Regions from separate parts of the Homo sapiens genome. Here region 2 is linked to region 1. The links are chromatin contacts, found by Hi-C or POLR2A ChIA-PET in ENCODE. All regions are on one chromosome and are shown on one strand. The core of a region is the stretch at or near the end of the contact, and the rest is flanking DNA. Distances in the headings are between cores, read along the strand shown. Region 1 holds the start of TRPV2 (transient receptor potential cation channel subfamily V member 2). Region 2 holds the start of TNFRSF13B (TNF receptor superfamily member 13B).

Region 1 (7,431 bases), core at 1,062-3,561:
GCAGGAGTTGGCTAGATCAGATCAAGAGCAGTGTGTGTGTGTGTGTGTGTGTGTGTGTGTGTTCCTGGCAGGTGGAACAGAAGAGGCATGGCATACTGGGGAGACTGAAATGTGTTCAGAATGTCTAGAGCAGTGCTGTCTAATAGAACTCTATGTTTATGAAAAATGTCTCAGGCTGGCACGGTGGCTCACGCCTGTAATCCCAGCACTTTGGGAGGCTGAGGTGGGCGGAGCTCCTGAGGTCGGGAGTTTGAGACCAGCCTGACCAACATAGAGAAACCCCGTCTCTACTAAAAATACAAAATTAGCCAGACATGGTGGTGCATGCCTGTAATCACAGCTACTCAGGAGGCTGAGGCAGGAGAATCACTTGAACCTAGGAGGCGGAGGTTGCGGCGAGCTGAGATCGTGCCATTACACTCCAGCCTGGGCAACAAGAATGAAACTCCGTCTCAGAAAAAAAAAAAAAAAAGAAAGAAAAAAAGAAAAATTTGTCATCTGTGTGCTATCCGATATGGTAGCCACTAGCCACATGTGCCAACTGAGCATTTAAAATGTGGCTAATGGGACAGCAGAACTGAATGTTTACTGTTATTTTATTATGTATTTATTTTTGAGACAGAGTTTCCCTCTTGTTGTCCAGGCTGGAGTGCAATGGCACAATCTTGGCTCACTGCAAGCTCTGCCTCCCAGGTTTAAGCGATTCTCCTGCCTCAGCCTCCCAAGTAGCTGGGATTACAGGCACGTGCCACTACGCCTGGCTATTTTTTTTTATTTTTAGGAGAAATGGGGTTTTGCCATATTGGCCAGGCTGGTCTCGAATTCCTCACCTCAAGTGATCCACCTACCTTGGCTTCCCAAAGTGCTGGGATTACAGGTATGAGCCACCGCGCCTGGACTAATTTTGTATTTTTAGTAGAGATGGGGTTTCACTATGTTGGTCAGGCAGGTCTGGAACTCCTGACCTCAGGTGATCCACCCACCTCAGCTTCCCAAAGTGCTGGGATTACAAGCGTGAGGCCTATTATAATTGATTTAAATCTAAACAGTCATTGTGGCTAGTGACTATCTTATTGGATGGCGCAGGCCTAGAGTGTAATGTGCATGACAGGGTTGCCATGAGTGACGGATAGCGATGGAGAAGGGCATCTGGACTTTGAGGGCTCATGGTATGGAGTTTGCATTTTATTCCAAGCACCATGGGTGAGGTTTTGTGATTAAGTCAAGGCGTTAGGTGACCTGGTTTTCTTTTTTTTTCTTTTTTGACACAGAGTCTCGCTCTGTTGTCCAGGCTGGTGTGCAGTGGCACAATCTCAGCTCACTGCAACTTCCGCCTCCCAGGTTCAAGCGATTCTCCTGCGTCAGCCTCCCAAGTAGCTGAGATTACAGGTGCCCACCACCATATCCAGCTAATATTTGTATTTTTAGTAGAGATGGGGTTTTGCCATGTTAGCCAGGCTGGTCTTGAACTCCTGACCTCAAGTGATCCATGCACCTCGGCCTCCCAAAGTGCTGGGATTACAGGTGTGAGCCACTGCGCCCGGCCCTGGTTCCCATTTTTAAAAGGTCACTTCAGTTGCTATAAGGAGAAATGGATTATGAGTGTGGGGCAAGAATGAAGCAGGGAGACCAGTTTGGAGGTGGCTGCAGTTGCCCAGGGGAGCAGTGATAGTGGCTTGGACCACTCAGAAAGACAAATTTTGGAGGAAGAGCTGATGCCAGGTTTTGGGAGTGAGGGAGAGAGATTCCTAGGGCTACTTCGGTGGTGGTTGGGTCCCCAAGCTCCAAGACTGAGTCCAGACCAGGGCCCCGTTGGTGGTGAGGTCTGATTTTAGCAGTGCGTGCCCACCTCCTTGTCTCCACCTGCTGGCTGGTGCTTGGAGCACCTTTAGGGGAACTTTAGCCATCAGAGTCCTGGGGTCAGGAGGCTGGGAGAAGGTCCTGGGAGGTGGGAAAGTCCCCCAACTGCTGGGTGGATGGGTGGGTGGGACTGTGTTCCCAGGGGCATCTGCTGGGCTGAGCCTCTCCCTGGGGGCTGTCCACATCAGCTTTCTCCCCTGCCATGGGTCAACTCAGGCCCATTTATGGGCCACACGGCTGCTTGGAAGGCATGTGGTGGAGAAGGGGAGGAGATAGCTGTCAGTGGACTTGGGGAAGAATCCCCCATCCATGGCAGCTTCCATGGGTGGCAAGTCCCCAGCATCCAAGGGCTGCCTCTGAGTGTCACCCACCCCCACCTGAGACCTTAGTGGCTAGAAGGGGGAGGGGTGGGGGTGGAGCCTGATTCGCAGCAGGGTGTGTCCAGATGGTCAGTCTCTGGTGGCTAGCCTGTCCTGACAGGGGAGAGTTAAGCTCCCGTTCTCCACCGTGCCGGCTGGCCAGGTGGGCTGAGGGTGACCGAGAGACCAGAACCTGCTTGCTGGAGCTTAGTGCTCAGAGCTGGGGAGGGAGGTTCCGCCGCTCCTCTGCTGTCAGCGCCGGCAGCCCCTCCCGGCTTCACTTCCTCCCGCAGCCCCTGCTACTGAGAAGCTCCGGGATCCCAGCAGCCGCCACGCCCTGGCCTCAGCCTGCGGGGTAAGTCGGTGGGCAATGCTGGGGACGTTGGAGGGGGCCGGGTCTCCAAGCCTGACAGTGAATGATGGGGTGGGGAAGGCCTAGTGGGCTCCTGGCTTCTACAGCCTGGAGCCAGGGTCTGTGTGGGGCTCCAGCACCCTCTCCCTGGACCTCCACACCCCTTCCTCTGCTGCCAGGGTGGGTGAGGGTCCCAGGAGGTGGGGTGGGGGCTGGACAGACAACTGTTGCTGCTGGGGCTTGGGAGTCTAGGGCTGGAGGAATGGGCCAGGGTTTGGTTGGGGACACAGATGGGCTAAACGGTATGAAACGGAAAGAGCACCCTTCTGCCCCAGTGTGTGTAGAAAGGGTGGTGGGTCACATCTGCAAACTGAGGCAGCCAGGCAGCTCCCCACCTCCCATGTTTCCATGGGAAAATACCCCACCCGGGTCCCCAGGGCCTGGTCCCAGCCTACCCTCTCCACTTCCCTCTGCTGGTGCCGCTCCTCTCTGCTCTCTGCCCCCTGCCCCCTGCCCCCTTCTCCACCCTTCTGTCTCCTTACCACTCTTTGACTCCTTCTTCTTTCTGATCCTGCTCACTGGGCCCATGAGGGTTCCCCAACCCTGACCGAGGCCCCACCCTTGCCAAGTGATGGAGGCTGTGGTTTCAGTTTTCCTGTGAGGGTGAGATTGTGCTGTTTGCTGAGCTTCCTAGGCCAGCCTAGGGCCTGAGGCAGCGTGGTGGAGAGAGCCTGGGCCACAGGCTAGGGGCCTCCCTCCCTTCGTGAAGCCCCCAGAGGCCCTGAGGCACACAAAGGTAGTATTCGATGCCTTCAGAGCTGAATCAGACTGAAAATATAGACAGACCCTGAAAGGCTTTGAAAACGGAAGAGGAACGTCATGGTAGACGCATGGTGTCAGATCCGGCTCTGCCAACAACTGGCGACCTTGGGAAAGCCACTCCCCCTTTCTAAGCCTTAGTAGTCTTGGCAGCAAAATGAAGGGTTTGATAGTCTAGTGGTTTTCCCAGTTATTTCTTCTTAGAGCTCCCCTTCTTTGGCGAGGGGTTGAGTGACTGGCCCCATCCCAGTCATCGCACTTTTATCTGTTGGAATATTGGCTGCCAGGCAAGACGTTGTGTAAAGAAAGGGTTGTGCTGTTAATGTAAATGGTAACAGGGGTTGTGACCCCTCAGATTCCAGGAAGTCCCAGAGGAAAAGTCGGGGACAGTCATGGCTCTTCCTGGGGGACAACATCAAAAGGGTGGCCCTATTGGTTCCCTGTTCCTCACCCCACAGGCCTCCCTCCCTCTCCTCACCCCTGCTGCTCATCCCTCCTGGCCCACTTCCCCTGCATTGGGGCTGGGCTCCCACACAGTGGGTGGACCTACTTGCACTTGGCATTTTTGCCATTAGAAGTAATGAGAAGTAATGGCAAAAACCGCAATTTTTTTTTTTTTTTTTTTTGAGACAGAGTCTTGCTCTGTTGCCCAGGCTGGAGTGCAGTGGTGCCATCTTAGCTTCCGGGTTTAAGCAATTCTCCTGCCTCACCCTCCCTAGTAGCTGGGATTACAGGCACAAGCCACCATGCCCAGCTAATTTTTGTATTTTTTTTAGTGGAGATGGGGTTTCACCATGTTGGTCAGGCTGGTCTCTAACAGCTGACCAGCCAGCCTCAGCCTCCCAAAGTGCTGGGATTACACCCAGCCACCACGCCCAGCCTTTTGCACTAACCTAATACCTCCTTTTGCAGGCTCCAGTCAGGCCAACACCGACGCGCAGCTGGGAGGAAGACAGGACCCTTGACATCTCCATCTGCACAGAGGTCCTGGCTGGACCGAGCAGCCTCCTCCTCCTAGGATGACCTCACCCTCCAGCTCTCCAGTTTTCAGGTTGGAGACATTAGATGGAGGCCAAGAAGATGGCTCTGAGGCGGACAGAGGAAAGCTGGATTTTGGGAGCGGGCTGCCTCCCATGGAGTCACAGTTCCAGGGCGAGGACCGGAAATTCGCCCCTCAGATAAGAGTCAACCTCAACTACCGAAAGGGAACAGGTGCCAGGTGAGACAGCAAGTGGGGGCAGGGCAAAGGGGGCCCCCTGCCCAGCTCCAGCAGAGCACCCGGAGTGAGACTCATTGACTAGTCCAGCACCAGTGCCCCTTCCCACAGCCTGTGGAGTCCTCAGTCTGGCCCTGGTGGCTCCTGGGCCCGACAGGCTGCCTCTGCTCTGCCATCTGGCATTGCTCTTTCCAGAGGCTTCCCCATTCTTGGCCTTCTGCCTTCTGAGGTCATGTTCTTCATGAGATACATTCTTGAGCTCTAAGTCCTCAACTGACCCTCAAATCCCCCTGTTCATGCCAACTCCCACCCCTGTCATGGTCCCTGTTGGGGAAGGCAGCAGGATCCACACTCCATCCAGTGAGAATCAAGGACATCTGGAAATGTCCCAGGCTCTCCTCAGTTCTGCAAGACTGAGCCTGTCACTCAGGGGACGTGAACTGTGGGATTGGGGATGACAGGCTTCTGCTTGGAGTCATCTGCACTTTGATTTTCCTGTGGTCTTTCCACCAATTCAGACTGTGTGAGCACCACATTCCTGAGAGTCCCACTTCCAGTCCTGCTGCATTTGGCACCCCCTACTTCCCTGCCCGGGGGCGGGGCCTGCCCAGTGAGGCTGGAGAATCCTCATGGGCCAGGCTAGACTCTGCCACAGAAGCCCCTTCTTCCCTTCTCATGCTTGAGGTACAGCCACCAGCTTTGGCCTCGCAGGCTAGAGCTGCTTCCTGTTTGTGCTGGAGGACAGTGGTCAGATTCAGCACCAGGGTAGGGGAGGATGCATGAGGAGATTCTGGGAGCTGTGGAGCCTGCCCGACACAGGCAGGACGGGCCCTTGATGCTTTCAGTACCTCAATCTGTGCCCTCAATGGGCTTCCCTACCCCAGGACCATGATGCCACCCTGGTGACAGAAAGTTCTTTGTCCAAATGGCCACTTCTGCCAGCCAGACTGTCCACAGGGCTCCTGTCAGCAGCAGATAGAGCCCTCATGGTCATGTGTGGCTTCCTGGTGCTGACAAAGGAGGGCTGGCTGTAATTACAGTCATAGCTGTTGGCTTAAAAAGTCTACCCTTGAAATCCCCACCTGATTCAAGGAGGCAGAGGTTGCAGTGAGCAGAGATTATGCCACCATACTCCAGCCTGGGTGTCAGTGTGACTCTGTCTCCAAAAAAAAAAAAAAAGTGACGGATCCCAACAATCACCTTGTCACCAACCTTTACTTGGTTGACCCATTCCACAAGAGACATTAAGCTGGGACCTGAGGGTCTACAAATCATCAAATAGCACCCCCTGTTCTTTGTCTTCGCATATCTGCTGGTGGTGGTACCAGAAGCCCCAGAGGCAAGTTGGCCCCTGTGATTAGTAACACAGCCCAGGAGGGAATGACTCATGCCCTTCCCACTTCCAGTCACCAGACGCTGCTAGATTCTAGATTCTGACAAGCTACCAGATCCCTTCCGGGGTCTGTGGGAGAGATTTCTCATTAGGTGTGCCTTCTTGGTGGTGTCTGATATGTTTCAACATTGGGCCCAGCGTTGGGCCCAGGTAATGCTCTGTTTCTGGGAAATTTCTTGCTGCCAAGCCTAGAATCTCTCTGGGGATTCAGAGTCAGGGTCTAAAGTTAAACAGCCCTGCTGAGATTCCCAGTTTGGCGCTGTGTGACTTTGGCAAGTTACATGACCTCCTTGTTTATCTAATGGAGAAATGAGTAGTTTCTGACCAGCAGGGCTGAAGTGAAGATGAAAGGCACAGAATATTCTGTAGTTAATAGATGGTTTCTAAGAGGAGAAGGGAGATTTTCTGCATACTTTCTTTGAAGGCAGTGATGCATGCAGCCACTGTGAGTCTGCGGGGACCTCCCACAGCCCTATCCAGATCCAGCCCCAAGCTCAAGAGCCACCACAAGTGGTGTGTGCTGAAGGGGACCCAGTGGGATATCGAGGCTGTTGAGAGATGGTACATCAAGGCACCTGGCACATGACAAGCACCTGATGCTGAAAAGTGTCTGTGATGACTGGCGTCATGGGGATGAAGCAGCTTAGTGCCTGGACAGGCCCCTTTTCCTCCTCCCGGGGTCCCCTAGGATGGCTCTAGGAGGATAGAGGCCCTCAGAAGGGCTCTCACTGGGCTCCTGGGCCTGAGGGGTGTGCAGTGTGTACAGGACTCCCTGAAAGGGCTCCCTGGGATGGAGGGCTTTTGGGGGGGCCTGTGGTTCTTCTCCAGCATGAGTCACAAACCACATCCTCCACAGTCAGCCGGATCCAAACCGATTTGACCGAGATCGGCTCTTCAATGCGGTCTCCCGGGGTGTCCCCGAGGATCTGGCTGGACTTCCAGAGTACCTGAGCAAGACCAGCAAGTACCTCACCGACTCGGAATACACAGGTAGACCCTGCCCTGTGGATCCAAGGCTAGGCATCCTGTGAGCTGATAGTTAGGTGGGCTGTGTGGGCTTGATCCCTGGTCAGGAGCTGAGGAGTGAGTGTTCTCAGCAGCCCTCCCACTGGAAGGATGGCTGGGGGGCCCTGTGGACAGAGTTAATCAAGGATGGCCTCCTGTCAGTCTTGGCTGTGCCTCCCACTTCCACCCACCCCTCAGGCCTCCTGGCTACCTCTGTCACCCCTAGCCCATTGCAGTGGCTGAATGGAAACCCAAAGCAATCTTTTTTTATCTTTTTTAATAACAGTGTTGTTGAGATATAATATATAATGCACATACCATATACTTAACCCATCTCAAAGCACTCTTTGCCCAAAATCTAAATATCTGTATTGTTTGGGCTGATCAGAAAAATAACATGAGTACTCTAGAAGATTCAAACAGTAAG
Region 2 (7,861 bases), core at 4,034-6,533, 560 kb after region 1:
TTTTCTTTTTTTTTTTTTTTTTGAGATGGAGTCTCACTCTGTCTCCCAGGCTGGAGTGCAGTGGTGCGATCTCGGCTCACTGAAACTTCTGCCTCCTGGGTTCAAGCGATTCTCTTGCCTCAGCCTTCCGAGTAGCTGGGATTACAGGCACTCGCCAGCATGCCTGGCTAATTTTTGTATTTTTAGTAGAGATGGGGTTTCACCATGTTGGCCAGGCTGATCTGGAACTCCTGACTTCAGGTTATCTGCCCACCTCAGACTTTCAAAGTGCTGGGATTACAGGTGTGAGCCACCACGCCTGGCCAATTGCAGCAACATTTGTAATAGCAGAAGATTAAAAGTAACCCAACATCCATCAGCAGGGAATTGACTGAGTAAATTACAGTACATTTATACACTAGATTGTTCTGTAGCTATCAACAAAAGTAATGAGGAAGCTCTCTGTATGTTGCTGTGGAAAGAACAGCAAGGCATATTAACTAAAAAACAAAAATAAAAACAAAACAAGGTATATAACGGCATGGCTCATAGGCCCTGTTTTTGTTTTGGAGGTTATTTTTGAAAAAAGGGGGAAATTCTAATCATATTTGTAAATGGTCATGTATACATTAAAAAATTGTGTTAAAAATAAGAAACCAGGCCGGGCGCAGTGGCTCACACCTGTAATCCCAGCACTTTGGGAGGCCGAGGCTGGCGGATCACGAGGTCAGGCTAACCTGACCTAACATAGTGAAACCCCGTCTCTACTAAAAATATATAAAAAAAAAATTAGCCGGGCATGGTGGTGGGTGCCTGTAGTCCCAGCTATTCAGGAGGCTGAGGCAGGAGAATGGCGTGAACCCAGGAGGCGGGGCTTGCAGTGAGTGGGGATCACGCCACTGCACTCCAGCCTGGGCGACAGAGTGAGACTCCGTCTCAAAAAAAAAAAAAAAAAAAAAGAAAGAAAGAAAAAAAAAAGAAACCAAACACACTATTTTAAGGAAAATATTTAAGAAAAAATTTAATAAAAGAAATGCAAGAAGGCCAGGCATGGTGGCTCACGCCTGTAATCCCAGCACTTTGGGATGCCGAGGTGGGTGGATCACGAGATCAGGAGATTGAGACCATCCTGGCTAACACGGTGAAACCGCATCTCTACTAAAAAAAAATACAAAAAATTAGCCGGGTGTGGTGGCGGATGCCTGTAGTTCCAGCTACTCGGGATGCTGAGGCAGGAAAATGGCATGAACCCGGGAGGCGGAGCTCGCAGTGAGCCGAGATCGCACCACTGCACTCCAGCCTGGGCGACAAGAGCGAAACCCTGTCTCAAAAAAAAAAAAAAAGAAAAAAGAAAGGAAAAGAAATGCAAGACATACATGAAAACTAAAAAACATTGCTGAAGGAAATTAAGGATTTAAATAAATGGAAAGCCATCCCATGCTCATGGATTGAAAGAAAACAAAGCATAGTTGGAAGACTCATGTTTCCCTACTTCAAAACTTATTGCAAGGCAATGCTAATTAAGATAGGGTGGTACTGGCATCAGACAGGCATAAATCAACAGAATATAATTGAGAGCCCAAAAATAAAGCCTAACAGTTATGATCAATGGATTTTCAACAAGGATACCCAGACTATTCAATGGGAGAAAGAATAGTGTTTTCAAAAATGATGCTGGGTCAACTGGGTATTCACATACAAAAGAATGAATTTGGACCATTATCTCACACCACACACAAACATTAACTCAAAGTAGATCATAGACTTACATGTAAGAGCTAAAACCACAGAACTCATAGAAGAAAACATAGAAGTAAATCTTCATGATTTGAGGCTAGGCAGTGACACCAAATGTGCGTGTGATAGAAGAGAAGATTGATCAAAATTGGACTTAATCAAATGAAAAACTTTTGTGTTCCAAAGCAAATCATGAAGAAAGTAAAAAGACAATTCACTAACTTGGAGAAAATAGGTTCAAATATTATACCTGAAAAGGAGCTTGTATCCAAAATATATAAAGAATGCTTATAACAGAATAATGAAAAGGCAACCCAATTTTTATATGGGCTAAATATTTCAATAGGCATTTTCCCCAAAAAAACCATATAAATGGCTAAAGAAGCACATGAAAAGATGCTTAACATCATTTGTCACTAGGGAAATGCAAATCCAAACCACAGTGAGATACCACCTCACACCCCTTGGGATGGCTAGAATGAGAAAGACAGTCAATGACAAATGTCGGTGAAGATGTGGAGAAATTGGAACCCTCATGCATGAAGTGAATTATAAAATAGTGCAGCTGCTTTGGAAAGCATTTTGCAGTTCCTTAAAATGTTAAACATAGAATTTATCATATGACCCAGCAATTCCACTTGTAGGTATCTATCTACTTAAGAGAAATGAAGACATGTTCACCCAAAACTTGAATCCAAAAGTTCATAGAAGCTTTCTTAATAATCACAGTGACAAAAAAAGTAGAAACAACCCAAATGTCCATCCACCGATGACTGGAAAAGCCACATGACATATCCATAAAGTGGAATGTTACTTGGCCACAAAACTGAAGCAAGTACTGATACCTGCTACAACATGGACGGCCCTTGAAAACATTATGCCAAGTGGAAGCAGCTAGTCACAATACATCACATATGATTCCATTTATGGAAAATGTCCAAAACAGGCAAATCTATAGAGACAGAGAGTAGATTAGCCTGGGGCTAGGGAGGAATGAAGACTGACAAAGTTTCTTTTTGGGGTCATCAAAATCTTCCAAAATTAGCTTATGGTGATGGTTGCACAACTCTGTAAATATACTAAAAACACAGACTTGTATGCTTTACACAGGTGAATTTCATGGCATGTAAGTTATATGTAAATAAAGCTGCTTATTCTAGGGGAGGTGGGAACTGGGCAGATGGAGGACAAGGAGGAAGAAAAGACTTTCTATTATATATCTTTCAATACTTTCTGGGTTTCAAACCATCTGACTATACTATCTATTCAAAGGCAAATCTAAAATCAAAGGATCAAACAAAATTAAAGGCAGACCCGATTCTCCCCACTTTTGGGTTGGGGAGCAAAGAGGGAGAAAGCCACCACCCGCCGCATATCACCGTGAAGGGTTGGTTGAGTGGAAGGTGGGCAGGACGTTCTATGTGACAAGGGCAGCCTTGGAGATGTTCCAAGACCCATTCATTGCCTGGACCAAAGCCACCAAAAGCCACTGGACCTGACAGAGAGACAGTGCCTGACTGACCAGACAGCAGATGCCAAGCTGACCAGAGGGCCTGTCCCCGCCCCCTCCTCTACCACCATGTGGACCTACATAAAATCCCAGAACCATCATCAAGTGCCAAAGGAGGGCAGGAAAACCCCATGACTGACACCAGCCAGGCAGAATAGAAGCTTGAGAGAGAAGCTTCGTTGATGGAAAGGGAAGAAAGGGAACACCTCTCTGACACTAGCTGTGTGGGCTGGGCTCAGACTCTGGGCCGCCACAAATTTGGATGCAGGATGGAGACTCTCTCCTGCACCCCGAGACCAGAGAGCAGCCAAGGAGGGTGATTCTCAGAGCCCTCTGCTTGTGCCTCCTCACGGGCTTGGCCGGTTAACAGGTGCTGCACCAAGAAAGAGCTCTGTGGTCGGATTAGTTTGAAAAACACTGGGTTAAAGAAAGTCAAGGCAGTTTTTTAACCGCAGGGCTTCTCAGAGCCTTTCCTCATGACTCCCCAAGAGGGGGTCTGGTAGTTTCATCAAAGCACTTTTGTGTGTTTGAGGGATGTCTGGTAGGAAAGACAGTCTTCTTCATTTTACACTGAGGGGAAGCGGCTCAGCCAAGGTCCCAGAGTGGGCCAGTGGACAACCGGCCAGGGCTGATTCGGCAGCACCAGACAGCTTCTGCCACTGCCAGGTCACAGTTCTAGCTGGGTCCTGACTCGTGGCCCCAGAGCACTGGGCAATTTCATCCTGTGTTAAGGCAGCCTCTGGTCACTGCCTTGTCCAAGTCTCTCAGAAACTTTACATATTTGAGCCCCTGGCTGTGTAGATTCTGGGGACTTGGTGGCTGGACACAAAAAAGGACTGAAGAACAAATTTGCTCCCTGCCTGAGGTGTGGGACAGAGCAGCAGGCAGAGGCTGTGAATCTAGGCTGTGCCCCGGGTCCATCTGGCCATGGGTTCTGTCTGCACTAAAGGACCTGGGGCCCTTTCATAAAACCTTAGAAACCCACCCTGATGAAAATGCTATACGGGCCGGGTGCCGTGGCTCATGCCTGTAATCCCAATACTTTGGGAGGCTGAGGCAGGTGGATCACCTGAGGTCAGGAGTTTGAGATCAGCCTGGCCAACGTGGCGAAAGCCTATCTCTACTAAAAATACAAAAAATTAGCCGGGCGTGGTGGTGGGCACCTATAATCTCAGCCACTCGGGAGGCTGAGGCAGGAGAATGGCTTGAACCCGGGAGGCGGAGGTTGCAGAAAGCCGAGATCATGCCATTGCACTCCAACCTGGGTGACAGAGCAAGACTCTGTCTCAAAAAACAAAAACAAAAACAAAACAACAAAACAAAAAAAAAGAAAGCTATAGGATAAATATAAATATAAATATATAACAGAAAAAATGGGTGGAAACTGTTATAGATTAAAACATAGCCAAAAGTCTAATGTGGGACAGGCTGATTTGAACAAGTCAACTGAGAAAGACATTGGTGAGACAGTTGGTACAGTTTGAACCCTGGCGGGCTATGTGATGATGTTCAGGAATTGTTGTTTCAGCAGGGGTGAAGGTATGATGCTTAGTTTTTTGTTTTGTTTTTAGGGTTTGTGTTCTTAAGGAATAAATCCTGTGGTCTCCACAACTCAAACAATCTGGTATTTGAGATTAGCATTAAAATGGTCCAGCGGGCATGTAAGGGGGAAAATGGGGGCTGTGCAGGGGCCATGGTGACAAAGGGAATTCCTGCCGGTGTGGCCAACCCTGCAACCTCAGTGGCTTCTGTCACGGAAGGCAAGCCCCACATCCCAGAGGCATCCAGACTCGGGGCTCTCCATGTGCAGGAGCTTGGGGAGGCTGGGACTGCCCCAGTGTGTGGATCTGCTGTGGGCTTTGCACCTGCTGGACCTTGCAACCCCCACGGCACTCAGGCCCAACCCTCCTCACACCTCCCACCTGCCCTCCTGCCCTCCTGCCCGGCTACTCACAGCGCTCCTCCTGGTCCACACGGCTCCGGCCACCTCGCCTGCTCCGGCCCAGGCCACTCATTACTCAGGATGCTTATTACTAGTCTTAGATTTGATTAGTGCTTGGGCTGCACTTCCTGGGTTTTCCCCTCAACCTGTTGGATGTAAATCAGCCACACCCACTCCCGCCCCCATGCCTGTGCATTGGGTCTCAGGAGCCCAGGTGGGTGGCTGCGGCCCAGGCTCCTGGCGTCCCATGGGGTACACACAGAGCAGTGGAAGGCCTGCCGGGCCTTGCGATGAGGTATTGACTATGGGATGGCCCAGGCTCTTCTAGATCTGGCCTTGGCCATCCCTTGGTCCTCATCTCCTGCCCGCCGGCACACACCCCAAGCCAGGCCAGCTCTCCACCCTCCCAGCATCACTCAGGCCTTTCCCTCTTCCTGGGTATACTTATTCTATTCATTGCCTGGTCGGCTCCTCCTGCTCTTCCTTCAAGGCTCCATTGAGGTGTCACCTCCTCCAGGAAGCCATCCCTGACTGTCCCAGCCTGTCAGGTGGTACTCATTCTCTGTATCTCCTTGACCCTCTCCAACACCTAGCAGAGCACTGGAGAGGCTGAACCCCAGGACCGGACAGCCTGCGTTTGAATCTTGACTCTGCTGCATACTAGCAGAAGGCCTTGGTGGCAATTTATGGAACTCTTCTGTGCCTCCATGTTCTCTGTGTAAAACAAGGATGAGGTCGGGCATGGTGGCTCACGCCTGTAATCCTAGCACTTTGGGAGGCCGAGGCAGGTGGATTGTCTGAGCTCAGGAGTTCGAGACCATCCTGGGCAACACGGTGAAACCCCATCTCTACTAAAAAAAAATACAAAAAATTAGCCGGGTGTGGTGGCGCGTGCCTGTAGTCCCATCTATTTGGGAGGCTGTGGCAGGAGAATGAACCTGGGAGTCAGAGGTTGTAGTGAGCCGAGATCGTGCCATTGCACTCCAGCCTGGGCAACAGAGATGCCATCTCAAAAAAAAAAAAAAAAAAAAGGATGAGAACATTGCCCGCCTCACAGGCGGTTATGAGCATGAAATGAGGGAGGGAGCACAGTTACATTCTTAGAGCAGGTTCTTGGCACACAGTAAGTCCTCAATAAAGGCCGTGGAGGAGGAACATTACAGCCCGTATTGCACTGCATGGCGACTGCACTCCTGTGTCTTCCCCATCGTCTGAAACCTCCCAGGGGATGGGAGGCCCAGCAACAGCCAAAGGCGGAGTGAGAGGAACGTAAAAGCCAAAGAAAGCCCATGGGCCCTTAGGAAGAAACTGAAGGACGAGGAGGACATGGAGAGGTGGAGAGGAAGGAGGGAGGCTGCAGGAAGCAGCTGGAGCAGGGTGATGGTGCACAGAGCAGGAGAGGAGATGCAGACGGTCAGCAAACACAGGAAAATGTCCAGTCTCCCAAAAATCAGAAAAACAACTGAACAATGAAAAACTAACTTTCAGCCATCAGGTTGCAAAGTTTTAAAGTTGGTAACATCAAGGGCAGGGGGGTGATCTACAGAAGCATGAACTCAGGGCCCACTGGAGGGAGGGAGCTGGCAGCAGCGTTCTGGAGAGTAACCAGCCAGGGTCAGTTAAATGCACAACACACACCTAACCCACCCCCCAGAAATTCTCCTCCTCCGTGAGCCTCCTCATGACAGCGAGAAACGGGAAACAATGTAAATGTCCATGCAGCAGAGGATGCCTGAATAAGCAGGGTGCACAGGCCAGAGCCAGGAATCTATTGCACAGTTAAAAGAATGAGAAATCTCGAAGCTTTCAGGACAGACGCTGAGTAAATAAAAGTAGCTTATAGCATGAGCCTTACAGCATGATGCCTTTTAGTAAAACAAAACCAAAAGCAAACAACATGCACACACACACACACACAGTACAGCGCTGTGTTGTCTGTGATCACGCACACATGACTGTGAAGCATAAGAAGTCTGCAAAGACATGCATGACGAAACTGGCTCTCGCCGGGTGGGGCAAGAGGGAACCAGGACTGGGGGTGACCGTCAAAGGGGACTTTAGCCCTATTTGTAGGGCTAAACATTTTACATTTAGGGCTTTTACATTTGTAGGGGTTTTACATTTAATTACTTGTTTACATTTAATTACTTGTGTCAATGAACAGTGACAAAACCATAGCTGGGCTCTGGCAGTGGATTTCTAAGAGAGAGGTAAGAAAGAGATCCCATTGCCAGGAACTTTCTGCCTGTTGAAATGGGCAAGCCCAAAGTCACTACAGGATGCCCTCACTGAGTCCCCCCTCACCTCCTGTTTGCATACCCCCAGGGTCAGGGCTCTCACCACCTCACGGAGCAGCTGGCTCCCTGGGGGGTAGCTCTGATGGTTAGAAAGCTCAGCTCTAGCCTGGGCAACATAGCGACCCTGTCTCTATAATTTTTTTTTTTTTGAGACCGAGTCTCACTCTGTTGCCCAGGCTGGAGTGTGGTGGCGTGATCTCAGCTCACTACAACCTCCACCTCCTGGGTTCAAGCGATTCTCGTGCCTCAGCCTCCTGAGTAGCTGGGACTAGAGGAGTGAGCCACCACTCCCGGCTAATTTTTGTATTTTTATTGGAGACAGGGTTTCACCATGTTGTCCAGGCTGGTCTCGAACTCCTGACCTCAAGTGATCTACCCGTCTTGGCCTCCCAAAGT

Evidence for each region. Hi-C counts contacts between places; a loop is a spot of excess contacts on that map. ChIA-PET counts read pairs that join two places held with the same protein, here RNA polymerase II (POLR2A). Pooled maps may share reads with other maps.
Region 2: a map with no recorded cell type shows a loop between it and region 1 (3-fold over the local background). The contact joins the promoter of TNFRSF13B here to the promoter of TRPV2 in region 1. A Hi-C loop is called at or near these places in 1 of 168 maps with a recorded cell type or tissue (GM12878), 18 of 37 single-sample maps with no recorded cell type and 4 of 50 pooled maps. POLR2A ChIA-PET finds 5 or more read pairs at or near these places in 1 of 52 experiments (GM12878).

Annotation. Positions count from the first base shown.
Region 1 is chr17:16,413,260-16,420,690 of GRCh38, forward strand. TRPV2 (transient receptor potential cation channel subfamily V member 2) reads left to right here and starts at 2,312. Exons shown (of 15, transcript NM_016113.5): 1 at 2,312-2,574; 2 at 4,303-4,609; 3 at 6,856-6,989. The coding sequence starts at 4,410. RefSeq lists enhancers at 2,143-2,262, 3,213-3,282, 3,543-3,592, 3,933-4,042, 6,642-6,731 and a silencer at 2,983-3,102.
Region 2 is chr17:16,966,835-16,974,695 of GRCh38, forward strand. TNFRSF13B (TNF receptor superfamily member 13B) reads right to left here and starts at 5,284. Exons shown (of 5, transcript NM_012452.3): 1 at 5,181-5,284. The coding sequence starts at 5,241. RefSeq lists enhancers at 6,716-6,885, 6,956-7,005.